Regions from separate parts of the Homo sapiens genome. Here region 1 is linked to region 2. Evidence: chromatin loops called from intact Hi-C (ENCODE). Cell type or tissue: mammary epithelial cell. All regions are shown on one strand. Links, peaks and the distances in the headings refer to the core of each region. The heading gives the core; the rest is flanking DNA. Region 1 overlaps ERC2 (ELKS/RAB6-interacting/CAST family member 2). Region 2 overlaps ERC2 (ELKS/RAB6-interacting/CAST family member 2).

Region 1 (15,320 bases), core at 4,481-12,480, 430 kb after region 2:
GGCCAAGTACACTAGAGCTGTCCTGGATTGATTGTTCTTTCCTGCTATGGCACAAGAGGACAGAATGAAGACAAGTGTGCTGGTGTTTGCCATCCACCCAACTTTGTAATTTGCCAGTATTGCTTCAGTTAAAGTAGCTTTTATTGCTGTTCACAACCACCTTTATACTCATGAGATACCAAGGACTCTGTGAAGCTCTGCGGTTTTTGTAGCAATATGTCCTCCCTCCCTCCCTTCCTCCCTTCCTTCCTCTCTTCCTCCTTCCTTCCCTCCCTCCCTCCTTCCCTCCCTCTGTCTTTCCTTCCTTCCTTTCTCCTTCCTTCTTTTGTTTTGTTTTGTTTTTAATTTTTTTTAACTTCAACTTCCCCAGAAAGAAAAATGTTCAGAATCCAACATGTAAAAGAGGTGTAGAGATAGGAATAATGATGTTATAAATAATAATAATTAAAACAAAAACAACAAACACAATAATGATACTAATACTAGCAAATATAGTAGTTTTTCAGTTTTCATAACTTTATATTAACTTTAGTGTAATATCACCACAGATGAAATATTAATTTCTCAGCAGAGGGTAAAATACTTTTGAGAGATGGCTGAAATTATCACAGGACTTAAAGGATGATTATACATTAATAATGGTTCTAATGTTAGAAAAAATTCAGAAGTAACTATGTCCATTGAAAAAAACAGCCATGATATTATCTCAAATAAAAATTATTAGTGACTTTTAGATGGATATTTGTGTACTGAAGAATAGTGATATTTTAAATAGTTATGCAGACATCCAGATATACAAACATATGCACACACAAACTCTTTGTGGCAAGTCTGGAAAATTTGGACATTGTGTTGTACCCTTGGAGGTTCAGATCATAATCATTAGATAAAGAAATCTGTTAAACTGTATATTGTATTTTTCAATTACTTTGACCATATAACCGTTTTATTTGTTAGTAATTAAAACCCTAAGGAGTTACTGTCACATGTTGGAAAATGCCAGCCCAAGACTCAGGTATAAAATGGAGGAGGAGTATTTTTCAGGGTAATTGACTGCTCTTCCTCAGCCTGGATCTGAAATTGTTAACACTGAGAACTAAGCAACCCTGCTCACAGTTTGAAATGAAGACACAAGGAAGAATTCCAGGTTCTTGCCCTGTGGTACTCCCTGGGTGAACTTCTGTGTCAATTGTAAATCTAGTTTTAATTGAAAGTTACTAAAATACATCATGATAAAAAAAATGGTGACTCTACCTGAGACCTCAATTTGGTGGTAAATCATCATAAAATAGTGATGATTAAGGGGAAAAATGAGTTATTTGGCTTATCTAAAATAGAGAGGAAACAAAAATGAATGAACATGTTCTGTAATTTGTGGAGAAAATCTAAACACTTATCTCAACGGCTAACCACGTTTGGGCAGGAGAAGCTTTGCTATACCCATTCAATGTTCATTTAAATTTAGAACGGGATCCACAGTGTAAGCCAATGCTTCTTAAAGTTTAATGTGCATCTGAGTGACATATAGGCTTATTAAAAATGCAGGGCCCCCAAAAGGCACTGAAATTTTGATTAGCAGATGTGGGTTGAGGCTCAGGAATCCATACTTTTACAACACTTTGAGAAACACTGATGTAAACCATGTGATAACACTAGAAGTGATAAAGTGTTGTGGGAACTCTCAGAATCCTCAACATAAATAATCATTCCACCCAGGCTGACTTTTGGCAAAATGTCAAAAAATGCTTTGCCCTGTATATTAGTTGGAGTCAACTAACTGCTTTAACACATAGACCCAAAAATGTATAAATGCTAAAACATACAGGAGTTTTTTTCTTACTCATATGGGAGTTTATTTTTGCTCATATAAACAGTCCAAGGAAGGTCCAGGTTAACAGGAGTCTCTGTTCTGACATGGGTGTTATGGGGGCCTGGATGATGGAAGGTTGGCCATCTTCAACTCACAGCTTCCAGTTCCACTTGTGTGTTGATATCCAGATGGTAGAAATGGAGAGAGCCTGGAGAATCACGAATAGTATTAGAGGCAAAATTTTGGCCACCCCCTCAATTCTATGTTGTAGGCCCAAATCCTGGTCTCTCAGACTATGACTGTGTTTAGAGGTTAGGTCTTTAAAGAGAAAATTAAGTTAAAATTAGCTTGTTCAGGAGGGCCCTAATCCAATATGACTGACATCCTTAGAAGAAGAAGAAAATGGGACATGCATAGAGGTAGCAGGGTTACATGTGCACAGAGAAAAGACCATGTGAGGACACAGCAAGAAGGTGGCCATCTGCAAGCCAAAGGAGAGAGGCCTCAGGAGAAACTGAATCTGCCGACACCTTGATCTTGGATGTCTAGCCTCCAGACTGTGAAGAAATAAGTTTCTGTTGTTCAAGTCCCCTAGTCTGTGGTATCTTGTTATGGCAGCCCAAGTAAACTAATACAATTGGGAATTTGAGGGCTGTACTGGAAGTGGGGCACGTCATTTTCACTCACTCTTCATTAAACAGAAGTCAGTCATATGGCTCCCTATGGGAGCGATGGGATCTGGAAAATGAAACCAGGAAGAAGAAAAAATGAGTTTAGTAAGTAGTATGTTATAGTATCTGCCATACCCTGTGTCCCCTCTTTTGCATTTGGGCTACTCATCTATGGATTTAGAGAAAGCTTCTCAATTCCAGTAGGCCAGGTCATTGACTTCCTTCTCCGTCCCTCTCAAAGCCCATGTCTAAACCAATCATTTGTTGTGGGGGTGAGGAGGAGGAGGGGCATGCACTATGAATGACTCAGGCTGGGTAAAATGCCCACCCTGAGACAGGGAGGAGGGGGACCCATGCCTAAGATGTTTACCAGGACAGCAGGGTATGGTAGGAAGGCCATTTGCCAAAGTATGAAGGGTACTGGGATAACAAAGACAAGAGGTGAACACTATGAAGGCAGAAAATGTACTCCCTCTGGGAGGATATTGGGATTTTAAAAGAACATTGCATGTGGTCCAGCTTGAATGATGGGAATTTAAAGCCTTGGAGCAAGTGAACTCTCTGAGGTCACTTCAAATCACTCAGATGGGTGAGTGCCCATGGCCAGCTTTCTCATGAGGCCAGCTCTCTCATGAAGCCAGCTCAATTACAATGGACTTAAAATGTAATTGAGTGGACCCAGTTTTGCTCTACTAACTCAGCACAAAGAGGCCAAATGACTCCTTCATGTCTTTTAAAATAGAAATGAAAGGCACTGCACAATTCCTGACCTCATTAGTTTAGCCCAGATGATATTGGCAAAGCCATGTGTGATTGGCGAATGAAGAAAAAGAAGAAGGGGTTTGCCATGACGAGTCTAGGCAGCATGATGGCTATTAAAAATTCTTGGGGCTCGGTGCGGCGGCTCACGCCTGTAATCACAGCACTTTGGGAGGCCGAGGCGGGTGGATCACGAGGTCAGGAGATCGCGACCATCCTGGCTAACGCGGTGAAACCCCGTCTCTACCAAAAATACAAAAAATTAGCCGGGCATAGTGGCGGGTGCCTGTAGTCCCAGCTACTCGGGAGGCTGAGGTAGGAGAGTGGCGGGTGCCTGTAGTCCCAGCTACTCGGGGAGGCTGAGGTAGGAGAATGGCGTGAACCCAGGAGGCGGAGCTTGCAGTGAGCCAAGATTGCGCCACTGCACTCCAGCCTGGGCGACAGAGCGAGACTCCGTCTCAAAAAAAAAAAAAAGAAAAAAAAGAAAAAAAAATTCTTGTAAGTCAGAACAGTCCAGCTGGTGATAAGAACCATGATGAGGATGAAAAAACCAATTAAGCATGCTCACTGAGTGGGTCACCGAGTCCCTACTTTCATTGCTGTACATAATAAAACAAGATAATTTAATTAAGGGGTGTAACAGGTCTTAGCCCTAAAGGACTAACTTGAAGATTATATTGTAGCAACATAAATTTCAGAAACAGGCCCCATGTGTTAGTTGATTTTAAGTCTTTTTAGAATAAGTGAGGATCTTAAAAGGAAATATTTTGGAAGACTATCACCATGCCAAAGTCAAAACTTCTTTGATGACTAACGCTATGCCAAGTTCACAATCTCTTGAACAACTGCACCATGTCAATTTCAAATCTCAGAACATTTAAAAATGTACACTTGCAAGGCTTTAATAAGCCAATAGAATAAATGCCCAGCTACTTAATGAAACCAGTAAAGCAAAGGGGACTTTTACAGTGAAAATATCCTTTACACCCTCTCAGAAAAAGAAAAAAAAATCTGAAGTTTTAAATGAAGTCTTAGGAAACATCAAAGGAAAGATCATTTTTTAACCAACTCCATGTGAATGCTGGGAGCATAGCATGAACACACCTGAATGTACACATTCTCTCTCTGTCCTGACACCTGCCAGCTGTGTGACCTTAGGCAAGGTGTGGGACTTCTCTGAGCCCCAGCCTATGGTAATCTACTGATTATTGAGAGATATTCTCCATCATCAGATAGTCTCCATAAAGGGCCTTGCACAGTGTGGGACACACAGAAGCTCTCAATATGTATGTATTAGGTGTTATTAGGTTAATGGAGTCATAGCTGTTCATAAGTTCATCATGAGGACTGAATGGTGGTCCCTGTGAGACATTTGCATGCATGCTACATCAGCTCTTGTTAGAATGACCATCAGCTTTGTCAGAAAACAAGTTAGGTTTCTTTTGGTCCTGGTGTTCTCTCAAGTTTTGCACATCCTTTAGGGTGCATCACTGTGAATCTTCTGTTTCAATCTCAACACAGGTTAATATGTAATGACGCTGGTAAAGTGTGCTTCAATAAAAATGATAAAATATAGGTGGTTGGTCAGTAAGGGAATGGGGCAGTGGAATTTGTCTTAGTAGCACTCAGCCCCTTCACATCTAGCGATTCTCATCAAGCTCATTTCCACGTGTTTGATGGGTTTCCCAGAACTCAAGTGCTCAGAATTAGCCCCTCTACAGACCACAGTGGCCGGCGAGCCAGAGATGGGGTCATTTTGGTTTTCAGATTTTAACATGGGGAATAACTTTTGGCAGTCCTATTGCACACCTATTCTTGTTAAAGCAAGCAATCATCTGGAGGAACAGTAGGGTTTCTCCTCCACATTCATCAGTCTAATCTCACTGTTCAGTTGATGTGGTTTCTCCTCTCCCCCTCATAAAAGGATTCATTTTCAGAAGAAAAACTCATTTTGAAGGTTTCTTTTTTTTACCCCTTCTTCACACGCTCTAGCACCCTTCATACCTGTCTCTTTTCCTCATTCTGTTTCCTTCCTTCTTCTCTTGCTCTCTCCCATTTTTCTTCCCAACACTGAACAAGCAGCCAAGGAAACCTTCAAGTTATAAAACATTAGCCTGACACTGGGGCTAAGAAGGCTGTCTCCCTCTCCGTTACACTTATGCCAGCGCAGTAGCTTGGCCCAGGGCTCACTAAATGTTCCTTGAGTGATCAGATGGTTGAACAAATGAATGAAGCAATTAATGATTTTGTATAGATGCATCCTGCAGAGCAAGCCTCAACTCCCTGATTCCATCTTCTTGTTTGAACATTTTCTCACCCAGAGTAGTGACCTATCTGGTGCCCTGCCCGGCTTGGAGATCTGGCTCCACTACTTACTCGCTGTGTAACCTTGGGTATGCTACCTGATCTCCCTGTGCCTCAATTTATCTTCTTTAAAATGGGTAGAGCGAGTCTTTAAAGCAGTCTGTTAAGAGCATCGGTTGAATACACACACGCTTTCAGAATAAGGTCAGACACCATAAGTGCTCAGTAAGTGTTGTTATTAAAATTTTGAATATTATAACTAAGTTTATGAGCTCACGTGAGTTGATTTCTGTGACAACACTTTAAGTGTAAGGCTTATGGCAAAGTTAATAATAATTTATTTTCACTGAGTTGCTTTGCTTTTTTTGTTCTACAAAATGTTAATTCTGTAGTTCTGGTCCACTCCCGTTCTGAGCTAGTTTTTCTTGCATTACTCAATGTCATCAGGCCAAAGTATTTACTCCCTTATGCCTCAGAGAGTCTGCCTGAGGTCCTTGTTTCTCAATGCTGTTTTGTGGCTCCACTCTCTTTTATGGATGTGAAGAACCAGAAGGAACTCCTAACCCCACCCTCCATGTGGGGCTCCACTTCTAGACCCCACGTGGACACCTGACACTTACTCCTGAATGCTCAGCATCCCATTTCATGGAGCTTATTCTCCAGACAGCAGTCTGCAATGGGCATTCTGCTAGACCCCTTTAGGAACAACCTCATGGGCACAATTATCCACTTGCCCCCTCAAAGTGAGGTGAAATTGCTAATTACACCTGCAAGAGGCTAATTGGGAACCCCCCTCCATTGCACGCAGCCAAAATGCACCTGCAAGTAATTAACTTCAGATGCCCAAATTGTACCCACAAGAAAGGAGAGGAAGCCCAGGCTGAGACCCCAGCCTCTCTGAAAAGGTTCATGTTTCCCAGGTTTGAGTTGGACCCTTTGGACATCAAACGGGGCAGAGAAGGCTTCTGTGCATGGCCATGGAGTCTGGTGCAGCATTCCAAAGCGGCACTTGTCTCTGCCGTCCTAATATCATCATTGTCTAATAGATGCTATCCCACAAGTGGGAGAACAAAAATGGGCTCCAGAGCCTTTCCTTTCTTTTCTCTCTGTGTGTGGTAGAGAATTTCCACTCACCACATGTCCCTCTATTATATCTTTATGGAATCTGCCAAAATAAATAGTGTAGTTCCTTTATTTTTAGTTGGTATTGCACAGGTTCTTCTCAGATTAAGCAGTCAAAGGTCAGGAAAGTTGAGATGAACCATAGTTTTAAAACCATTGTACTGCATAAAGTTATTTATAGAGGAGTTTTCATGTATAGACTTGATTAAAAGCTGAGGATATTTGCTCAACAGAAAGGCGAAAAACCATCATTATCTGATTTTACATGGAATTCAGTGGCTGCTAATCAAACCCTGGCCTGCATCTGGTTAAGACATACTTGGCACTGGCTTGTCACAAGTCGAGGTTTTGCCATGTCAAGGGATCTTTCACTCAAAGCGGTGACCCATATTGGACTGAACAAACACACGAGTTTTTAATCGAGAACAATAGTTTAACAAACCACTTCCCAGGACCATTGAAAGAAAAGTATGTGCCCATGGCATTTCTGGCACCAAAAGATGTTTATTTGAATGCATTTACTTTAAACCATAGCCGAAAATGCCCAGCAGAGAAGGACCATTAAGAGCTAGTGCAGAAAAATGAATTTCTATGGAGTGACCCACACTAGCTTGCACCAGTGCCAGCCAATCTTGCAAGGTACTCTGGTATCTGTAAAAGCTTGTTCCTTCCTATGTGCCCAAGTAGACATAAAGATACTTGTGGACTTGCGGAAACAAGTTATATACATTAACTCTGAAATGCTTTCCATTAGAAAATATTAAACGTATTCCTTCTCTGAATCCATTAGAAGTTTCTTTGCTGAATTGTTGCCAGTGAATCTATGTAGTGAGTTTGGAGGCACTTTAAAAATAAGAAGCATTTCTAACAATTGGTGAATGCTAGGCATTGTGCTAAGTGCTTCAGCTGCCTTGTCACATTGCACACACGTAGCACCCCTCTGTGGTTGGTGGTGTCAATGCCTCCATCTTGCAGAAGTGGAGAACAAAGTCAAGATAGTTAGGTCACTTGCTAAGTATCCCAGCTTGCAAGTAGCCAGTGAGAGTTCACACCTAGATTCATCTGAGCAGAAGGTCAGCTTCTGTGTTTCTGTTTTTCTTTTGAAAGAAGAAACATTCTTATACTGTTGTACTGTGTGTTTCATAGAAATCTTATCAGTGTAATAGCATTTGATAATTGCTGAATATTTGATCTGGAGTGAGATATACATTGATATCATTCATCGAGGTATAAAAGTTAGTAGTACTGTACTGTTTTTTAATTCTGACTTTTAGGATTTATTGACTATTTCAGACTCCTACTCTATTCTGATGAAATGAGAGGCACTTCACTATGCTTTTACCCAGGGCAGGGACTAGGCTGATTTGGCTGTGAGGCCCCAGCTCTGAGTGTGGAGCTTGGCACACAGAATCCGTGTTGCATAAATGTCACCATAATGTATTGAAACATTCAGGGTATGGTCTCCTTCCAGGACAGCTCTGGAAGGTCTTGGCTGTTTTGCCAAAAGAAAGGAGGAATTTCACTTGACAGTCCCATCGTTCAGACCTTAAATCTTACTTATGATCCCCCAGAAGTGAGGTGCCTCGTGAAAGAGGTGCTGACAAGCAGTCAAATGGCTGGCTCGAAAGGTCAATAAGGAGAGGCCAAGTTTGAGACTTCATCCAGTCAGAGAACTGGAAGGCTGTTCCTTTAACTCACCTGGAGCTGCTCTGTCCTCATCAGCTGGAGGTTTGCCACTACAGAAAATAATAAGATGATAATGGTGATAATGAGACTAACATTTACTGAAGGCTGTTTGTGTTCCAGATATTGTTCAGAGCTCTTTACGTGCGTTATTTCATTTGATCCTCACCATGAACGGATACTATAAAATGGTCTACCTGACAGATGAAGAAACTGAGACTCAGATAACTTAACTGCTTTGCCTTGCAAGTGACTTGTGAATAAAGCAGGTGAATTCAGAAGTTCTTTTGGCCCCTGAGCCCAAGGAGATAACCCCTACACATTAGTGCCTCAACCGAGGTTTGGGAGTAGTTGACTTTCTAATAAATATATGAGTCAATTCAGGGTTATTCTTATGACAATATAAATATCGCTTATTTGCAACCTGAAATGCTTTCTAGAATGAAAGAGGAGAGGTTAGACGTGATGAGCTGAAGGCCGCCCATCCCTTGGGTGAACTCTCAGGAGTGTCCAATTGGGGATGCTGTGGCACAAGTCAAGGCTGAGAGGCAGCAGAGGGCTGCCCACCTCACTGCTGGAAAGGCTCAGCCATTTGTTTCCTGAACCTGTGCACGTTAGATGTGAAACACTAAAAGCTTGGAAATGATTGCAACAGGGACCAGAGTAGCAAGTCAGAGCTGGGTTCAGATCTCAGTTGTTTTGACCTTGGGAAAGTGACCTGATCAAGAGCCTCACTTGGGAGCAAAATGGGGATAAGAATAATAGTAGAAGGTGGTTGTGAGTTATTGCGTGAATGGTGCTTAAACCAGGGTCTAGCAAGTAGTGAATAACCCACATTATTGGAGACGGGTAGAAACCCCCTCCTGTCCTACAAGCCTTACCTTTGAAAGTGGTTATTTGAAGCATCGTGTGCTCAGTGGAGCCTGAGACTAGCCTCTGATGTGAATATTCTGAGGAATCTTGACACATTTGACAGTCAGGTAGCTCACTCGTCACTTTCTCTGCACTGCTGCACATGCCAGACAGCAGAAAATCTTTTCAAGTCTCTTTCAGGATTTATGTAAGGAATTTCTACCTGGCCAGGTCTGATTGTCCATAGCAACCTACAGGAGTCTCCTTTAGGCCTGCTTTGCCTGCTTGGGGTGTTTTTCGTTTTTTTTTGTTTTTGTTTTTGTTTTCCCCAGATAAAATAGTTCTGTAGAATAACCCAATTTATCCCTGCTGTAAAAAACTCCTGTTTTGCAATCACAGCCTTTCCTCTGAGGAAAGATGGGATTTGAATTGTCTTAAAACAATGGGAATTATGTGCGGAAATGAGATTGCATCTGGCATAAGTGCAGTTATGCTTGTGCTAAGAAATGAGTTCCTTCAAGGAGTCTGCTACATACTCAGAATGTCCCCAAGCATCAGGTTTTGTTCTTGTTCTTTGGATTTATTACCATCATTACTAGTAAATGGGAATAATGCTTTGTATCTATGTGGCTTTCATTCAAGATGCCCAAAGTGGTTAAAGATGTGCACATTGGTATGGAGTGGGGCCACATGGGTCACAGTTTTGATAAGGCTCACACTCATATTCACTAAGTGATGTCACTAGTAAATGCTAACTTTCAGCAGCTTTCAGGACAGACAAGCCTTGCCAGCAGATGCAGCAGCAAGTAGGGATGGAGGCTTGGGAGTAGGGAGATGTAGTAGGGAGACTAGGAAAGCCTCTCCCATCCGATACACGCTTAAAATTCCCCCATTTGGGATTCACTGTTGAGAAGGTTAACCATTGCACATTTTCTCTAAGTCATATTAATACTTTCTGAGGAATTATGTTATCAGATTGCTTTCCTCTGAAAGTCTGAAAGACTGCAAGGGAGAAGAAAATATAAAAAGGCTAGAGTGCTGCAGAGTTAAAGTCCCTGGGAGCAGTCCTCCACCAATGCCAGGTGAGAACTGGTGGAGCAGAATCCCAGCTGCCTACCCTCTAAGAAGATACCTGAGGCAGTCTGGTAGGTTTTCCAGAGGCTCCCAGTGGGACTGAGCTCCGTTTCTTAGAGTGGTAACCTGCTTACTCACGAAGGCATTTTGCATTGGCTTCCTTTCCTTTTCTGGCTCACTTCTTTACCCCCTTACCAGTTTTGACAAGGCTGTCAACTTTCCAATTGAAGTCTTACAGTCAAATCCTGGGTTAGAGTCCGCTACATCTGGGGAATCCCCCGCGTTAGTTTTCTATTGCCGCCATAACGAATTACACAGAGGTGGCAGCTTAAAATATCACATGTTTATTATCTCAGTTTCTGTAGGTTAGAATTCTAGCTAGATTCTCTGCTCAGGGTCTCACAGGTTGAAATTCGGTTAAGCAGCTGAGGCTGCAGTCCTTATCCAGGACTCAGGCTCCCCTTCCAAGCTCCTGGTTGTTGGCAGAATTGATTGCCTTCTTGTGTTTTCCACGTGGCCGCTCCATTTTCAACTCAGCAATGGCAGACTGCATTCTTATGCTTCACATCGCTCTCACTTCCTTTTCTGCTTTTAAGAACTCAGATGATTATGTTAGTCCCGCCAGAATAATCCAGGATAATTTGCCTGTTTTAAAGGCAAAGCTCGTCAGTGACCTTAATTATGTTTGCAAAGTCCCTTTTGCCAGGTAACATAATATATTAATGGGTGTAACAGTAGGGAACAAAATGACAGGGGCCAAGATTCTGCCTATGACACCCCACTAAGAGTAGATGTCTCAGTGCATTTCTAAATGGGCATCTTTGGTATATTTGAACCCTAATTGAAGTTATTGAAGTAATTGTTCAATAAGCATTACTGGTGGCTGCTCTATGTTAGGCCCCATTCCAGTATTTAAAGAGTTTGCCTTTTGGAGCTGAGAGTCTGTTGGTGGAGACAGACTAAACAGGGGATTACAACAAGTGGACTGCCCCAGTAAGATGGGATGGGCAGCTGCTACAATAGGGGTCAGAGTGCTAAGGAATCAAGGGAGGATTCTGGATGGGGTATCTTGTCTAGACCATAGACTTAAAGGATGAGAAAGATTTAACCAGACAGAGGGGTAAAGAGCAGACTTCTTGCCAAACACCATGCCTATTTTAGATGACTTTGTCATTGCATGGTATCCATTGAGTTCCAGCATGTGCCACACGATTGTGAGTTTGACAAGGAGTAGAGGGTCAGGAAAAATGCTTTCATGTGGAACATGGAGAAGAGTGACTAGAGCCATATATTAATCCAGGTTTCATGCAGGCTTGTAAATAAATAGCCCACATTTACCACCCCACATATATCTTACAACTTGTCATCTGTCATGTAACTACTTCTATAGAAAGATTGACCACCTCAGCCAACATTTCTGTTTCCCTAGTTATTTCATGCCTGAGCTATGGTTTTCAAAGGCTTTCTTTACATAAGCCCTATTTGAACAGAAAGGGAAGAGTAGAGAATGTGATTCATACTTCAAAATGTAAAAATAAAGTTAAAATGCAGTACAGCAGAGCAAAAACTCTTCCGAGTTGGCAGCAGGAAATCTTGGTTTGATCCTAGATCATATGTGGATTCTCCAGCAATTTATAAACTTGACTCGTCTTGGTTTTCTTACCTGCAAAATGAGTATATTACCACTGGCTTTGTGTATCGTATAGGATTGTCATGAAAATCAAAAGGAGAAAATGTACATGAAATAACCCTGAAGGTTGGATTATGCATGTCTAGGAACCAAAATCTTCTAATTTAAATCTTCCTGAATTTTGGGACCCTTGAATAATCAGGTTCCTGGAAAGAGTTTTTGATTGGAATGCCAGAGATACACTTAGATTTTTGTTTTTCATTCTGTTTCATCTTCAATTTGCTGGTACTAATGCATTTGCAAAAATGTTTATAAATGCTTTCATCTTCCTCTCCAAACTTCATATCTTACTTCATCCCTGGAATCTTTTCCTTTTGGCCATGTAGATCCTGTTCCCGCCTTTCACATGCTTTGAAGTGGGTTTTGTAGCATTCCCAGTAGCCAAGAGGGTTACATGAGAAGAAGTTGAAAAGTGTGTGCTGCCTAAGGCTAGGAGAGTGGTTGACTAAATGAGCCAATGTGGCTTTAATGGAGGGACTTGCATTTAATAGGAGAAATAATTTTGAAGGAATGATAAAAATTTGGCATTCATATTAAGGCTGGCTCTTTGAAGGTGTTGTGGCAAGCCTTTTATTTTCTCTTGTGTAACTATTTACACATGCTGAACATTTTTGTGTTACATAATTTTTATTTCTTCATTTGTTAGGGAAAAAATAGCCAGTACTGAGAAGAAGGCTAGCATAGAAAGCTGGCTACCTGGTCAGACAGTTCCCAGTCACCTTGTACCTTTCCAGCTCAGTGCAGGGCAGATTTTCAAAGGACCTTCCTGAGCACAGATTCTGTAAGGACTGTGAAGATCACTGAGAAGCAGTGTGGAGTAAGGGAACGAGCACAGAACCAAGGAATGAGCTGACCTGAGCTATGTTCTTGATTCTGCAATCATGTAGGCCAGGGCTGTCCAGTAGAACTTTCTGTGGTGATGAGTTCTCCATCTGCACTCACCAGGAGGGTAACCACTTGCTCCACGTGGCCTCTGAGTGCTTGCAATATGGCTGGTGCAACTGAATTTTAAATTTTATTCAATTTTAATTAATTCAAATTTAAATAGCCCAGTGTGGCTAGGAGGAACCTAGCTATACTGTATTGGACGCATAGGTAACCGAACTAGTATAGCCTGAGAAGGTTTGTATAGCAGTGGTTTAGAAGACTGTGGCTCTGGAGTCAAGCTGCCTTGGTACAACTCCTAACATTTGCTTTCCATAGGACATTAGCAAGGTACTTGGTTTTTCTGTGCTTCGGTTTCTTAATAGGCAAAATAGGGATAATGACAGTATTTTCTCATTGGACTTTTATGAGAATTGAAATAAGAAAGTGTACAGTGCTTAACACAGTGCCTGGCACTCATTCGTCTTTCAAATGGACCTTAGGTTATGGAGTTAATTTCACCATGATACTTGATTCATGCCATACTGTCATCATTGGTCCAGGCAGCATGCAAGACACGTGCACATGCACACACATGCATGCACACACGTACACACAAACACAAACTGACCATCACACCAAGAGTCAGCAGATTAATTATAACATTATGTCTGTGTGGGGTTTCCCCCTCTCCTATTGTGTGCCTTGCCCTGAGATACACCCATGACCCTGGGTTTTGTGTTTATTATTACCAAGCTTTTAATAAAATAGTCAAACTCTCTGTGCTTGGAATGCTCCCTTCCCCCGCTTTTAAGTAGATCCTCCCTCCTGTTCTCTTTGATTGCCCTCTCAAGCTCATTCATCATACCTCCTCCCACTTGTAGTTGGGTGCCCTGTGGATTGCCTGTTTCATCAGATTATAGCAGTAATTGTGACTCTCTTATTCTCTATTGTATCTTTGGAATCTGGAATCCAATGTCTGGAACATCATGGATACACAACAAGTATTTGCGTGATGGATTAGTTTATATTTATAATTGATTATGTATTCTTTTGAGTATCACATTAATGGATTATTTGAAGTTATTTTTCCAACCTCAGAATACTTGCTCTTTGATAACAAACATGCTGTGGGGGTCCCTTCTTCTATTATACTTTTATTTACTGCTTCAGCAAGTGGTTGTCGAGGTCCCCTCTATGGGAGAAGGTACCTTGCTAGCTGCTGAAGGTCTTGAAGTAAACAAGAATGGCATGGCCCCTGCTTTAGCACAGCTTCCGATTTCAGATAAAGAAATAGGCAATTATTATCCTCAGCAAACTAACTCAGAAACAGAAAACCAAACACCACATGTTCTCACTTATAAGTGGGTGCTGAACAATGAGAACACATGGACACAGGGAAGGGAGCAACATACACTGGGGCCTGTGGGGTGGGCAGGGGAAGGAGAGCATCAGGATGAGCAGCTGATGCATGTGGAGCTGAATACCTAGGTGATGGGCTGATAGTTGCAGCAAACCACCATGGCCTATGTAACGTTTACCTATGTAACAAAGCTTCACATCCTGTGTATGTATCCTGGAACTTAAAATAAAATAACATTAAATTTAAAAAAGACAAATAGGCAATTGTGAGGAAGGAAGAAATGTATTATGCCTAGGGTGAGAATAGAATGCTACAGAATTTTGAGAATGGGATACGTAACACAGGCCTTGGGGGTGCATAGTCAGAGAAAGGTTGCTGGAGGAAGCAAGGTGATATCTAAGCTGATTTCTGGAAGATAAAGAGCAGGTAGGTAGGCAAAGGAGTAGGAACAAGACCAGTATCCCTGGCAGTGGGAACCACATAGGCAAAGGCTAGGTGGCAAGAAATTGAGCTCAGTTTTGGCAGAACTCCATCTGTGTAAGGCTCAGGTAATGTAGACTAATTTTATAAGCAAAGAACATTGGACAAAGAGCTGAAAACATGGACTGTGTGCCATTTGCCTCTTTTAACTTACTCTGAATTACTTTGCCTCTGTGATCTCCAGTTTTCATCATGTATGAAATGGAAAAAAATAACGCCTGCCCTTGTTTTCTCAGAAGGTACTGTGAAGACCACTTGAGAGAGAGAGTACCTAAAAGCTCTTTGATAGGAAAGATGATGTTCTTTAATGTCAAGGTTGCGTTTGGGATTAATTAAGAAAAGGCATGCTTGATATGGCACATTTACTCTTAAAAGTTCAAGTAATACTGACTTGATCTAGAATCTGTGATGTTAATATGGTGGCCCCTAGCCATGTATTGCTATTTAAATTAAAATTAAAGCAAATTAAAAGTTAATCCTAATGGCATTTTAAATGCATGTTAGCCACATGTGGATAGTGGCTCCTGTATCAGATAGTGCAGATATAGAACCTTTCCGTATCACCAAGTTCTTTCTGACAGCTCTGAACAGCACTCCTCCTAACATGGGAATTGTAGGTTTCTGAAACGTTAAAATATTTATATTCTT
Region 2 (15,320 bases), core at 2,583-10,582:
ACTACAAGCTCCGCCTCCCGGGTTCACGCCATTCTCCTACCTCAGCCTCCCGAGTAGCTGGGACTACAGGGGCCCACCACCACGCCCGGCTAATTTTTTGTATTTTTAGTAGAGACGGGGTTTCACCATTCACAGGATGGTCTCAATCTCCTGACCTCGTGATCCGCCCGCCTCCACCTCCCAAAGTGCTGGGATTACAGGCGTGAGCCACCGCGCCCGGCCAGTACATATTTTATTGGAGGACTAGCACACCCATTTGTTCACACATTGTCTCTGGCTGCATTCAGGCTATAGCAAGAGAGCTGAGTAGCTGTGACAGAGACTGTATGGCCTTCAAAGCTGAAAATATTTATTATCTGGCCCTTTACAGAAAGAATTTACCAATCCCTAGTCTAGATCATCTTGGTCAGTGAGTTTTAAAGGTGCACTGCAGGGTCCTAGAGTCTAGGATCTGCTGTGAGGTGAGACCCAGCAGGGCAGGGCATCTGGCCCCCTAGTCCTGCTGCATCCAGAGGAGTTTGGCTGCCCTTTTTGCTCTCAGGCTTCTGTGCATGACTTGATATGAAGAATGAAAGGATTATCCTACTTAAAAAATTGTGTATAAGCTGCCGGTCTGAAAGCACAGGGACGCATTCAGAAGAGAGAGAAGGTCACCCTGAATATGTCTAATTATCTCCATTGTGAACTGAAGTGGCTGGTACTGTGACATGATGTCTCCAACCTAAAAAATAAAAAATCCTTGATGAGAATTTTTAAGCCAGGATAAACCTCTGTAATTACTAACATGCTGGGAATTGCTTTTACATCTCTGGCAGTCCATTTCCCCTTTTTTGTAGACAAAGATGATAAACTTCATTCTGTGCTAGAATCAGATTTAAAAAAAGAAAATATGACTGGAGTTGACTAATGGAGTGAATGTCATACATGCAAGGCAATGGCCGAAAAGCAAAATGTGCCAAATCCTCTATATTTGTCCTAATTGTGAAAGCATCAACACATTAATTTGGCCTTGAACGTGATGCCATGGAAAATGGCCTTTTGCTTGGTAAATTCCTCAAGTATTGCTGTTTTTGTAACTTCAGTGAAATATGAGCTGCTAGAGTTATTCAGGGTGGGAAATGGAGCCTTAGCATTGGGCAGATAAGGATGAGGCTGTTTGGTTTGACGTAAGTTAAATTGCCTGAACTGCAGGTGGTTCTCAAGCTTGCCATCCCTGATGAAGACTGTAACCATGATGCATTAATGTGTATTATAAACCAAAAGAATTGAAATATTTTGCCACTTTACTAGGGCAGAAACTTGGAACATATGTTTGGAAATGAATTTTCAGTATTTTAAATCAGAGAGGATGGGATTTATTGTTGAACCAAGCACAATTTTAGATATATATAGATGAAAGTCATCTGGAGGTGTCCGGAAGATCACCTGGAATCGAAAACCTAGAAGAGATTGGGGGTGGGTAGCACTTGTTTCATTCCAGTGGTTTTACATACATTATCTCATTTAATCCTCATGGTGACCCTCTGAGGTAGAATTATTACCCCCATTTAAAAGATATGGAAGCTGGTTAATTCTTTTCAAGGTCACAAAAGTAAGTATTTAAACATATGGCCTGTATTAGTCCATTTTTACATGGATATAAAGAGATGCCTGAGACTGGGTAATTTATAAAGGAAAGAGGTTTAATTGACTCACAGTTCTGCATGGCTGGGGAGGCCTCAGGAAACCTATAATCATGGTAGAAGGGGAAGCAGGCACCTTATTCACAAGGCGGCAGGAGAGAGAGAAAAGTGAAGGAGGAACCTCCAAACACTTATAAAACCATCAGATCTCATGAGAACTCATTCACTATCATGAAAACCACATGGGGGAAATTGCCCACATGATTCAATCACTTCCTTCCCTCAACACATGGGGATTACAGGTCCCTCCCTCGACATGTGGGAATTAGAATTCAAGATGAGATTTGTGTGGGGACACAAAGCTAAACCGTATCATGGTCCAGTCTTTCTGTTACATCAGGCTGCCTCCCATAAAAAAAAAAAAATTCCTGGAAATTAAGTCACTGGTTACAACAAAAGAAAAGATAAATTATGAAGTTTTCCTGGAAATCAAGAGCAAACTCTCTCGACATGTTAAGGAGAGAAAATAAATCTGTCTCAAATACCTGGATATTGAGATAATTCTCATTAGGAGCTATTAACTTCAGAGCCACAGTCAGCTCATGTTAGTTTAATTTTGTGTCCAACTCTCTGTTATTCAGTACTCACTTTATTTCAAGGTGATTTTAATCACCTGTTGGAAATGAGCACTTAGCAAGTTAATGTTTTTGAAATATTAACCAATGTGATTTTCATTCATGGTAAGTACTGGTTGTTCCTAGTTGTCTCTGCAGGTCTCCTCCTGGCAATTCATAGGCATTCTTTCGTTCTGTGGAAGGGGTAATGGCTCACTTTAAAGCTTTCAGACAGAGTTTAAAAAATTACAGTAGTCTGAACACCAAGTTACGTTTGATTTGCCATAGCTAGCCTTGTGGAAAGAGAGATGATTTTTCTTGTCCTTGTAGAGGAAGATCCACATTGAGGGAACTGTTTTGGAGTTTATCTTTAACCTGCTGTGTCTCAAGCTGTAATGAGCTTACCATGTACCTGGGAATCTTGTCAAATGCAGCTTTCAGTTAATTAGGTCTGAGGTGGAGCCTGAGATTCTGCATTTCTAATTAGCTCCTAGGCAACGACATTCATGCTGCTGGTCCGCAGACCATTTTGAACAGTGAGGGTCTAAGCCATAGAGTAGAGAATGCCTAAATGGCAGGAGAGCACTTATCCAACCCAAAGGAAAGAAAGAATTCAACCCACTGGCAGAAAGAGATGGATCCAAGGGGACGTGATTGGACTTGCAAAGCAGATGGGTGCCTGAGTAGAGATTCCCTGCACTCTGCCTCATTCCAGGTGAGGGAAGAAGGAAATAGATGTGGGCTCCTCAGATCCAGAAATTTCTCGAAAGTATCTAGGCTGTATATTCCTCAGGAGGAGCCCAGAGAAGCAGGGTAAATGAGCTTGCCTCCCAGGGCAGCCCAGGGAGATGAGATGATGCACATTCAATAGGCCTCTTGCATGGTCAAGATGGTAGTGGCTGAGGACAGCCTTATAGGACTCAAGCCCCAGTGTGGTGTGGCGAAAGCAGCTGCGGGGTCTTGAGCTATCAAAGGGAGCTGAGACAGTTGGAAAACTAGGGAAGCCCAGGATGGGGATGAGAAGGACTCAAGAGTGTGTGGACCTTGTTGGAGTCCGTGGTGGGGGTTACAGCCTTAAGTAGTTGATGCCAGAGGCCAACACCTAAATGTAGATGGCACCAGCTATTCTCACACATCCATAGAGGACAAGTGTGCCCCAGAGGCCACTTTCCCAGTGTCAAGAAGTTAGAGGTAGATGAAAAGATGGAGAAAGGAGAGAGTCTTCAGGGACAGGTGTGAACAAATGATAACTGTGTTACTTCTAAGTCAAGATTAAGGCCGTTGTCCCTTTATTCTCCACTAGGGGATGGAAATAAGAATTGTGAACTACGTTGAAATTTCATTATGGAGATATAATATTTGTATACCAAATAAAACATTATATTTGGCACATGGTCTTTGAATAATTGCTACAATAATTTTTCACCGGAATTAGCTAAATTATTATCTTCTTTTTTCACATTAGTGACTAAACTATATTCTTTGACTATTTAACAGGTGTTAGATATAATGTTCTTTATGTATATTATTACACTTAATTTGGGAAGTATGTACAATTATTTAATATTGTGAGGCAGAGACTATTGTTATCCCACATTTTACAGTTGAGGAAACTGAGGCTCAGGAAAATTAGCTTACTTGTCCAAGGTGACACAACTGATAGATGAATGAGGCTGGAGTTACTGATTCAACATTCATTTTGGGCTTTCAGATCCCGGCCCGGGACTTGACACATACATAATAAGAGCACAGTAAATATTTGAATGAATGAATGAATGATTGTGCAAATGTGCAACAGTGTCAGCTGGCCAGTTGGTATGTGGGGAATCCTGTTCTGAGCAAGGTAAGGAAAGAAAAATGAGCCAGAGGTGGGGCCTCCTCCTTAACAGTGAATCTGCTGTCCCTAATGTGCTAATTCTAACTCAGAGTGGAGCCTTTGAAAATACTTGCGGGTCCTGTCAGAAAATACACAGAATGTAAACGAGCAGGATTCCATCAACTTACATTTTCAAAGTGAAAAAAAAAAGGGGTTTAAGGGCTCTTAAGGAATGCTGTTAACTCTTGGGCTGAGTATAGTTGTTGGGGGGTGCTTTAGAATATGTGAGGAGCCAAGGAAGTATTTCAAATTAGTCTCTGCCTGTTAGAGTCACTTTGCAACATCCCATCATGCCGCAGCAATCCATGGGGAAAATAAAAGGGGACGACATAAAGCAATTACAAGCCAGCTCTCTGGTGCAAAGCTGTGCCAGGTTTGAAACTTGGGCGCTAGCCCTCTCCCAATCCATCTAAACTAACTGACAATACTTTAGTCTGGTTTCCACTTTGCATTTTGGTCCCTGTTAATCCCATTGAAACACCAATCCTATATGCAGGTATTAAACTCTTATTAAGACCTTGAGGTTGAATTCCTAAGTAAGAGCTTTTCTTTGAGTTTGGGAAATTTTTATTTTATTTTTTTGAGACAAGATCTTCCTCTGTAGCCCAGGCTGGATTGCAGTGGTGCGATTATAACTCGTTGCAGATTCGCACCCCTGGGCTCAAGTTATCCTCAGCCTTGGCCTCTCAAAGTGCTGGGATTATAGAGCCACCACAACAGACCTGGGGAGTCTTTAGCATTTGTATCTCATATATAGGGAGAGGCTTCTTAAAGTCTGAGAGATGTGCAAACAAATGAGCATTTCCAGAGCCTTCCAGTTGCTGTGCATGTTTGACCTGGACTGAACCACAAGTGGTCTGTACACCTACAGTTATCTCTCAAGCCTCCCATTCATAACTGAGGCTAAAATGTTCCAAATTTGGTGTAAACTGGGACAACTATTTTGGGAAAAAAGCTTGTCAACATAAATGAGTCTAACCTTTTGATTCCGTAACTCCACTTCTGGAAGATATCCTTTAGAGATGATTTTTAGTAGAGAAAACATTTTGTGCCTAAAGAAGTTGAGAGCAATTCCTCCCTTTTTTAGAAAAAGAAAAGTAAGTTTTCTTAAACAGTTTTTTAAATAAGGTAAAACTTTTTTAAATAAGAGAAAACTTAAAATTTTCTAAATAGGAATCTGGCAGTGATAGAATATCATATAGCCATCAAAATTATTTTAAAAGTACCAAGCTGGGATTACTTGTATTTATTTTTAATCTTCATTAAGTTATTATTATTACATTTTTCAGTCTTGAGAGAAGGGAATGGTCTCTGGAGCCAGAGTTTGTGAACACATGATTCCTTCTTAGAATAACCAGCTGGTAAGGTACAGCAGTGAAAAACACTGGAACAGGTGTGAGAGTTGGAGATCTGGCTGTGGCTCATGCTGTCCCTAGAAGATGTGGAACCTGAGACCACTTAGCCAGGACCACCTGAACAAAGTACTCTGAAAGTTGCTACATAGCTGACGTCTCCATAGGTTCCCTGGGGTGCCCATAAGCACAATGCCCACAGTTGTATTTTTAAAAAGTTTTCTATCTATTTCCAAGTGAAGATCTATTTAAGTTTTCAGGATAGTTTGTAATAACATCTCTGGAAGCTGCTTTTGTAATTCCAATGTTAGCATCCCATGTAATATTTTCTTCAGTTGGGCAAATGTAAGGCATGTCTTTTTTTTTTTTTTTTTTTGAGACAGAGTTTTGCTCTTGTTGCCCAGGCTGGAGTTCAATGGCGCGACCTTGGCTCACCACAACCTCTGCCTCCTGGATTCAAGCAATTCTCCTGCCTCAGCCTCCTAAGTAGCTGAGACTACAGGCATGCACCACCACACCCAGATAATTGTTTTGCATTTTTAGTAGAGACGGGGTTTCTCCATGTTGGCCAGGCTGGTCTCAAACTCCTGACCTCAGGCAATCTGCCCACCTCGGCCTCCCAAAGTGCTGGGATTACAGGCATGAGCCACTGTGCCCGGCCAGGCATGCCCCTGTTAAAGCTATTATTTTATGCGTAATACTTTGGTTTTTGATGTCCACAGTCATTGCTAGATATTGTGGTTGTCCTTCAGGTTTAACCTTAGATGGAACATGTATGGGAGGCATCAGAAATAACTCTCACACACTCTTAATTTGTGTTTTTACAAAACTATAACAATAAAACGTATAGAGATGAACTATAACATTAAGATCAATTTTCAGCCAGATTAAAAAATAACCATAAGAACTTGGAAGGAAAGTATTATTTTAGGTTTTAAAATCAATATTTTAACTGTTATAGGATGTCCAAGCCTAATAGGCACTTAGCATGAAGCCTCCAGACCTCCCACAGGAGAATTTTAATGCTAAGGATGAGGAGCAAGGGGGAGCACCTTACAGCCTCCCTCCTGCTTTCACCCAGCCCTCGGGTTACAAAGACACACCTGCCATGGAACTTGACCAGCTATAAGGCAGCGCTGAGAACCAGGACTTCAATTACTTCAATTGAGGACCAGTTACTTCAATTACTGGGGCCCTCCTGTGTAAAATATGGAGGCAAGAGTTGAATTAGATTAGCATTTCCCAAACATTGTTTTGAGAAACTCCAGCACTCTATGAGGAGTTCAGAGGCATCTACAAGTAAAGAGTTTCCCTGACTGAATACAAGTGCGGAATGCCACGTCTCCGTTTAGAGATTTCCAATATAGGTTAACATATTTAAGGCTGTGAGATATCCTATGGTTAAGATGTATTTTCCACAGCATTTCACCTAGCATGTGTTAAATGCATTTGATGGCAGAATCCTGCTATCAAGAAATATACTTTGGGAAACACTGAACTAAGTTTCTTCTTAGCTCCAAATTTCTACAGTTTTAAATATGCCATCCAAATGTTGCTTAGCAACATTACAGCCACCTCATTTGCCCACTAGATGGCAGCCTTGAATGAGATTTATTTTTTTCTTCTTGCCAGGTTTCTCTTTGGACATTTTTGGACATTGCTTTTCCTGTGTACCAGGAGAGTGCAGATCAGTTATTAAATTGATTTTAAGGCCATTCTGGTAACATTTTACAATCCATTTAAAATAAAACAGTTGTATCAACTGTAGGGATAAATACCAGCCAAGATTGAAATAGTATATGATTTTTTGAGCTTTTTTTCTTTTAAACTCACTGAACAATACTGATAATGTCTTACTTTTTTGCATTTTACAGAGTTTAGCCAGACAGAATTTAACTGGACATTTGGGTTGTTCTGTTGATCAACTTGAAAGGTTGGATTGTGAGGCTGTTGGGAACTTTCTGTAGTTTCTGGTGGCAGTTGGGAAACTTCTTTAGTTTCTATGGTGGGTGAGAAATGTCTTCAGCCCTTACATGTGTATAACTTTGTTTGGGATCCCTGCAATATTATCGTGTTTAGATGGCAGTGCACCTTCAGAAGGTCTCACTCTCCAGGCAGCCTGTGTTAAGTGGTCTCTTAAAGTCTCCTTCATGTTCTAGTAAATTTTTGATTGGCTCTTTATTCAACATAGTTTGCTATTAGGCATTAAGATTTTGCTGGTTTGCGGGTTCATCAGTTAGTCCATCTTTCACTGGGTCTCACTGTTATAAGGTTAAAGCACCTTAGTGATCCCCGTCCCATACTTGGAGTTCATGGAATTTCACACATCCATTTAAGTGTGCCCAGGAGTTTTAGAAAATGAAGGCAACTTTACTTAGGTATAGTCATGCTTCAGGTTTGTTCAACTGACGGATGTTTACCTATTAGAAATGTATGCCTTTTTATTGATGGAAAGGGAGCTTTTAAAATATATAATGAGGGGGCTTCCTGAAGTGCTTCCTGAATTACCTGAATATGTGTGCGTATGTGGAGTGGGTGAGAAGCCAAACTCTGGAACAAGCGCCTCAGCTTGCTCTTCTGTTCCAGTTTTGGTGTACGTACTGCTGAAGCGAGCGTGTCATCTTGCTCTTTCAATGCTACATTTTGAAGGTGAAATATTTGTAAGCCCTCTTAGATCTTATTCCAGGAAAAGATTCTTCCTGAACCCCAAATAGCACTCCAAGGACATTAAAATTCTCATACTTCCTAAAGGTAAGCTGTTTGAATAGCAGTTTTCTTAGTGTGATGATCTGATCTACTCCTGTCTCTTGCCTCATGTTGTGGGAGATTTTTCTTTGCTTTTTCCTCCATAATATACAGCATGGCATGGGCCCTAGTTTTTAGTTTATCTTTGGACTTTAGATTTTTGGGTGGTATGGTGCAAAACCATTTGTGGGTGCACTCTTACTGTGTAAGAATATCCATTTAAGAAATTTGATGGCCGGGCGTGGTGGCTCACGCCTGTAATCCCAGCACTTTGGGAGGCGGAGGCAGGTGGATCACAAGGTCAGGAGTTCAAGACCAGCCTGGCCCAAATGGCGAAACCCCGTCTCTACTAAATATACAAAAATTAGCCGGGTGTGGTGGCGGGCGCCTGTAATCCCAGCTACTCAGGAGGCTGAGGCAGGAGAATCGCTTGAACCCGGGAGGTGGAGGTTGTGGTGAGCCGATATTGTGCCACTGCACTCCAGCCTGGGTGACAGAGTAAGACTCCGTCTCAAAAAAAAAAAAAAAAAAAAGAAATTTGATGCAGATTTTGTGAGTGTGGTTTATAATGGAAATGTCAGATAAAATGGATACTAATCTTAGTTAATACATATTGAGCACTTACTGTTGCAGGCATTGTGCCTAGCATTTTACATGTATTAGCTCATTTAATTCTCACAGCAACCTGTAGTGTGTAGATGCTATTGCTATGACATTTTCAGATGAAGAAACTGAGGGTTAGAAAGGTTAAACAGGTGAATTAGGCCGGGCACGGTGGTTCACGCCTGTAATCCCAGCACTTTGGGAGGCCGAGGCTGGCAGATCACAAGGTCAGGAGATCGAGACCATCCTGGCTAACACAGTGAAACCCCGTCTCTACTAAAAATACAAAAAAATTAGCTGGGCGTGGTGGCGGGCGCCTGTAGTCACAGCTACTCGGGAGGCTGAGGCAGGAGAATGGCGTGAACCCGGGAGGCGGAGCTTGCAGTGAGCTGAGATTGCACCACTGCACTCCAGCCTGGATGACAGAGCGAGACTCTGTCTCAAAAAAAAAAGGTGAATTAATGTCACATTCTTTGTAAGTGGCCCAGCAAGGACTGCAAACAGGTCTCTCATGCCTCATGTTTTACCAGCATATGTATGATATGAAATATTTGCATCTTAAATGTTTTCAAAACATGCATATGCATCCTTGTAAGGTTGAGGTGGGCTAAGCTGAGTGGCCACAATGTAGCAAGAAATTCTCCTGATAATAAGAACCCAACTGCCAATTTTGCTCTCAGCTCTAGACACCAAGATTTCTTGGCCTGATGGCCTCATGTTCAAATACATTTGGCCATGTTTCTCAAAACACTGAGTTACTATACTTTGCATTAACAGTGCTTGGCTTTGTCTTTTATGCAGAAAGCCCCTCCAGGCCTCTGTAATGTGCTAAAAAAGATCTTGTCTAAAACTCATGAAAATAAATAACATAAACTGTTCTGAATAAATTTGGGTTAAGTGAACAGAACTCTTTTCTGTGTACGTGTATTGCATACATACAGTTGTGTGTGCCTGTGAACACGTGTTTTGTTGCTGGGTCTAGGACCAATATCCTCTGTAGTGAAGAATATCTCAGAATTTCCATTATAAATTATTTTAGGGGTTTATAACTAATACTGTAAAAAATTCAGCACTGCCTGGAATGTACTTTATTGTGTTTACAGAATTAGTTATTGGAAAGAAGCATGTAGAAGCAAATATGTCTTTGCCTTAGCCATTTGAGGTGGTGCAAATGTTTGCATAATTGTTGGCAAGGATGGGACGCTATTGAAAGCAGAGTAGGGAGCTCAAGGATTCAGGAGATAAAGAGTAACAAATCAGTTTGATTTGGGATAACTGAGGAGCAAATGGAAAATTCGATCTTGAATGTTGATTATAAATAGGAAGACCGTGCAGCATATCAATACATTTTGTGGCTAAATCCCATTTTTAAAAGAAAATAATTGGTAGTAGGGCCAGGCACAGTGACTCACACCTGTAATCCTAGCAGTTTGGGAGGCCGAGGCAGGAGAATTGCTTGAGGCCAGGAGTTCAAGACCAGTCTGGGCAATATAGCGAGACTCTGTCTGTAAAAAAAATTTTTTAAATTACCTGGGCATGGTGGTGCATGCTTTTAGTCCTAGGTATTCGGGAGGCTGAGGAGGTGGGAGGATCTCTTGAGCCCAGGAATTCCAGGTTACAATGAACTATGATTGTGTCACTGAACTCTAGCCTAGGCAACGGAGCAAGACTCTGTCTCTAAAACAAAAAATAAACCAACAAACTAAGGAAAAGAATTGGTAGGAATGAAAAAATTACAAGAATTATTAGAGGAAGATAGGTTTACTTTCACCATCAAGACCAAGACTTAACTCAAAAGTCACCTCATGTGGAATGCCTGCAATTATTATTAAAAGGTATTGGGCATGTCCTGTGTTTCAGATAGCATGTTAAACTCTTTACATGAGTTTTCTCATTTGTTCCACTGAACAAATCCATTTTGCAAAGGAAGAATCTAAAGATCAGTGGGAGGAAATAACTTGCTGAAGGTCATAGAGCAGGAGCTGGTAGAAGAGCTGATTAACTCAGGGGTCCAGGAGCTTGCAGTCTGTACCACGGTGCGCCTAGCCATTCCTCATTTCCCTTATGCACCGACATTCCTTTACCCAGTTGTTTTCAGCTCAGGGGCTCATTAGAACCATCTGAGAAGTTACTTCCCACCCACCACTTTATTCTTGGTCAGTCTTCAATAGTTGTAAGAAAGACTATTTCTCTAATGAAAGCATAATTATTACATAACCCAACCATTTAAAATTTGCACCAGTTTGTATGGACTGGGCAAAAGTTTGCCTTTGCAAAGCATTTACTAAGCAAATTAATAGATTACACTGAAGCAGAAGGGAAATGTTTTTATCATTAAAGAGCACAAATTACTTTCAAGCATAATAGAAAACTATTCATTATAAACAAATTGATAGGAGAACTTCAGGTCATTTTTAGATTTATTAAATATGCTTCTTAGGTGTGCATATTCATAACATATTATTAGCCTGATTGATCACTTGCTTTTAAAAAGTTGTTTCTAAGAAAAATATTCTATAATTCTAACTTTTAATTGCATAAGAGTTGGGATCCCCACCCCCCGCTTAGTTGAAATTAATGTTTGCTGTGTGATGCACTGTAAGTCTTCTTAATGTCATGTTGTAGCTGGGTGTTTTGTCCTACTAATGGGATTTGAAATTTTGGAAAGCAGAATCTCATCTCTTACTTTTTAAAGTGTCCACACCAGTTTTTAGTTCTCTGCACCCTGCAGGTACTCTATGAATGCATACCCAAGGCAGTGACTGCTTGGGCAAAATAAAACTTTAGTTGAGGAAAATGCAGAGTTCCATTCATCCTGTAGGCACCAGATGGCTGGTCATACTCATATGGATTGTTTATGATCCACATCCATGGGATCCATCCATGCCGAGCCACACCAGTTGTTAGATAGTTGAATTTGACTTCTGCGAAGATGCGAGAATTCCTGCTATACAAATGATAAATCCTCAAATGTGTGCTGGGTTTTCTGGATGGCTTCAGGACACTAAGTAGGGAAGACAAAGAGAAAGCCTGTACCTGTTCTACTGGTGTTGACTTTGAACAATTTCAGAAAAGCCAAATGGTCTAGTAGTTAAGAGCTAAGGGTCTGACATCAGTGGAATCGGGTTCAAGACATCATTCTGCCACTTAGCAGCAGCGTGGCCTTAGACAAGACACTTATCTTGTCTGAGTATTTCTTCATCTTTAAAATGGGGGTCATTGTGAGGATTGAGTTAATCTGGAAACATGATTGGAATAGTGGATGGCTAACTGTAAACCTCAATATGTGTTATCTTTTATTATTATTATAATAAAATGAAACTAAAAAGTTTAGAACAGTGGTTGTCAACAGGGGAAGATTGTGCCCCCCACAGGAGATGTGGCAATGACTGGAGACAGTTTTGATTGTCACAAGGTGGATGTGTGTGTGGGAAGGGGCACTGCTGGCAGCTTGTGGGTGGAGGCCAGGGATGCTGCTAAACATCCTACAATGCACAGGGCAGGCCCCTCGACAACACGGTTATCTGGTCTCTAATGTCAATGATGTCGAGGTTGGGAAATCCTTATTTAGAGCCTAATAAACACAGTCAAGTCAAGATAAATTAGCCAAGAAAAGCTGAAATATTAAATCACCCTGGCATATTATGGGATGACAATTCATGAAGATGAGTTTTTTTTTTTTTTTTTTTTTTAAAGAATCTGAGGAAAAACTGATGATTAGGGAAGAAATATCACTAAGGAAGGATAAAAGAAGTCGCTTTTAGGAAATAGGCCACTTTAGGACATAAAAGCTGGTGGACTAATCTTGAAAAAGCCATGAAAAATCCCCTTTATTTGGGGATTAAGCTGCTAAAAGGTATGTATCTACTGCCATGTCTGGAGCTATCTCATAAAGGAGCATTCAGGTAGGGAAGGAAATTTTGTTGCTTTTAAAATACAACTAAGGGCCGGGAGTGGTGGCTCACACCTGTAATCCCAGCACTTTAGGAGGCCGAGTTGGGTGGATCACTGGTCAGGAGTTCTAGACCAGCCTGACCAACATGGCGAAACCCCATCTCCACTAAAAATACAAAAATTAGCCTGGCATGGTGGCATGCACCTGTAATCCCAGCTACTGGGGAGGCTGAGGCAGGAGAATTGCTTGAACCCAGGAGGCGGAGATTGCAGTGCACTCCAGCCTGGGTGACAGAGCAAGACTCTGTCTCAAAAAAAAAAATAATAATCATATGACTAAGAGTGTATATCTATTAACACACACACACACACACACACACAACATACCACACACACACACATACATACGTCTGGCAAATTGTATAGAATATTAAGTTTGGGTCATTTGGAAATGATCTCTAATCCATAGCTAGCAATACAAGGAGCACATTGCCTGCTGTACTGACATATACTGGGCCCCTTCTGTATTTCCCAAAATGATCAAGTTCAAACATTTGAGGATGAGTGGTAATACGTCTCATAGTGAGTTGAATTCATATTATGTTCTGTTCTTTGCTGTAAATGCGCTTGGTTTTGAAGACCAGTGTTACAATGATCCTTAGTGCCCTAAAATGTGAGCAGAATTTATATTATATTAAATATATATATATTTAATTTATAATACAGTACTATATCAATGATGGGGCAATGTTCTGAGAAATGTGACATTAGGTGATTTTGTCATGTGAATGTCCATAGAGTATACTTACACAAACCTATGTGGTATAGTCTACTATACAGCTATGCAATATGCTACAAACCTATGTGATATGCTTCTAGGCTACAAACCTGTACAGCAAGCGACTGTACTGAATACTGCAGGCAACTGTAACACAATGGTATCTGTAAACATATCTAAACGTAGAAAAGGTACAGCAAAAATGTGGTATGAAAGAGAGAAGGTAGGAGAACCATGTAGGCCACCTACCATGAATGGAGTTTACAGGACTGGAAGTTGCTCTGGGTGAGTCAGTGAGTGAGTGGTGAGTGAATGTGAAGGCCTAGGACACTACTGTATATTACTGTAGACTTTACAAACACTGTACACTTAGGTTATACTAAATTTATTAAACTTTTTTAGCTTACTGTAAATTTTTACATTTTATAAAGCTATACAAATATTTTCCTTATATTCTTACTTTATGAACTTTTTTCTGTTAATTTTTTTTACTGTTTTAACTTTTTTGTTAAAAACTAAAACACAAACACACACATTAGTCCAGGCCTGCACATGATCAGGATCATCAACATCACTGTTGATGTTGATGATCCCACTGGAAGGTCTTCAGGGGCAGTAACACGCATGGAGCTGTCATCTCCTATGATGTCAATGCCTTCTTCTGGATACTTCCTGAGGGACCTGCCTGAGGCTGTTTTACAGTTAAATTTTAAAAAATTTACATTGAAGGAGCACACTCCAAAATCAAGATAAAAAGTATAATATAGTAAATAGATAAACCAGTAACATAGTCATTTATTATCATTGCTAAATAATATGTATATAATTGCATGTGTTATACTCTTATACAACTGGCAGTGCAGTAGGTTTGTTTGCACCAGCAGCACCACAAACATGAGTAATGCCTCGTGCTGCTGTTTCACGAAGGCGATGATGTCACGGTGACAGGAAGTTTTAGCTCCATTATAATTTTATGGGAACACCATTGTATATAGTGTGGTGTTCCTTGTTGACCAAAACATCATTATGTGGTGCATGACTGTATCTATATTTAATATATAATATGTAAAATATTATAAGTATCTTTACAGTAGAATCCAACCTCTTTGGCGAGGCATCCCAGGCGTTTCACAGTTGGATCCCTGCCTACCTGTTGAGCCTTGTCTTCCACCATGTTCCTCACCCACACTGTGCTTTCTTTACATCAGAAGGATGACAATATAAACTCACCTGGGAAGTAGTTTTTTTCTGCCTCTAAAGGGAACTTGCCTCGCTCTCAGATACATCACTTAGCACAGAATAGGCACTCAATAAACATTTGGTGACTGTATGACAATAGCTCCCCTTATAGAGCATGGACAATACAGCCAGGCACTGCACCTGTCTATCTTTGTGCCTTTATTCTTCCCTCATCCCAAATGATTTTCTGTTGAAATTCATCTTCTTGTTTAAAATATATTTAAAAACCTCCTTCACAGGTCTTCTCTTACCTCCTCTTCAACTCTGATCCTGTCACAATTAATCTCTTTTTCTTCAGGGATCCAAAGGACTGTGTTCTTCTTCCATTTGCTCTTTTTTATGACACAACATTGTCCTTGTCCCTGTCCTGTATATGGCTTCAGGTAAGGAGCCGTGACTGTACATCCTTCTATTGCCCCAGGACCTCTGAACACAGGAAACACCCAAGTCCTGATGGAATAATTCAGCGGATCTTTTTCCCTTGTCAGCAGCTTGAGGTCCTCTTTGCTGTCATGCGATTTACTCTGTGTTCACTTTGAAATGAGTCTAAAGAGATTAAGTCTAAGAACACTCTCAGCTCCTTGAAGGTGGAGGCTG

Evidence for each region. Hi-C counts contacts between places; a loop is a spot of excess contacts. Peaks named below come from ENCODE experiments on the same cell type or tissue, not always from the same donor. Only the 100,000 strongest peaks of a DNase experiment are listed, where the experiment ranks them.
Region 1: it touches region 2 in a loop (4-fold over the local background); 5 of 110 quality-filtered maps call a loop at or near these places.

The regions. Positions count from the first base shown.
Region 1 is chr3:55,810,963-55,826,282 of GRCh38, reverse strand. The region is part of intron 14 of ERC2 (ELKS/RAB6-interacting/CAST family member 2); the gene reads left to right. Among named protein-coding and RNA genes, the nearest start is that of MIR3938, 34 kb to the left of the region's middle. In mammary epithelial cell, for the core only: a CTCF peak has its summit at 7,609; no DNase peak of the experiment used is centred there; H3K27me3 peaks cover 121 bases.
Region 2 is chr3:56,243,278-56,258,597 of GRCh38, reverse strand. All of the region lies in intron 3 of ERC2 (ELKS/RAB6-interacting/CAST family member 2), which reads left to right. Among named protein-coding and RNA genes, the nearest start is that of ERC2, 220 kb to the left of the region's middle. RefSeq lists an enhancer at 3,930-4,542. In mammary epithelial cell, for the core only: CTCF peaks have their summits at 3,542 and 7,044 (motif pointing right); no DNase peak of the experiment used is centred there.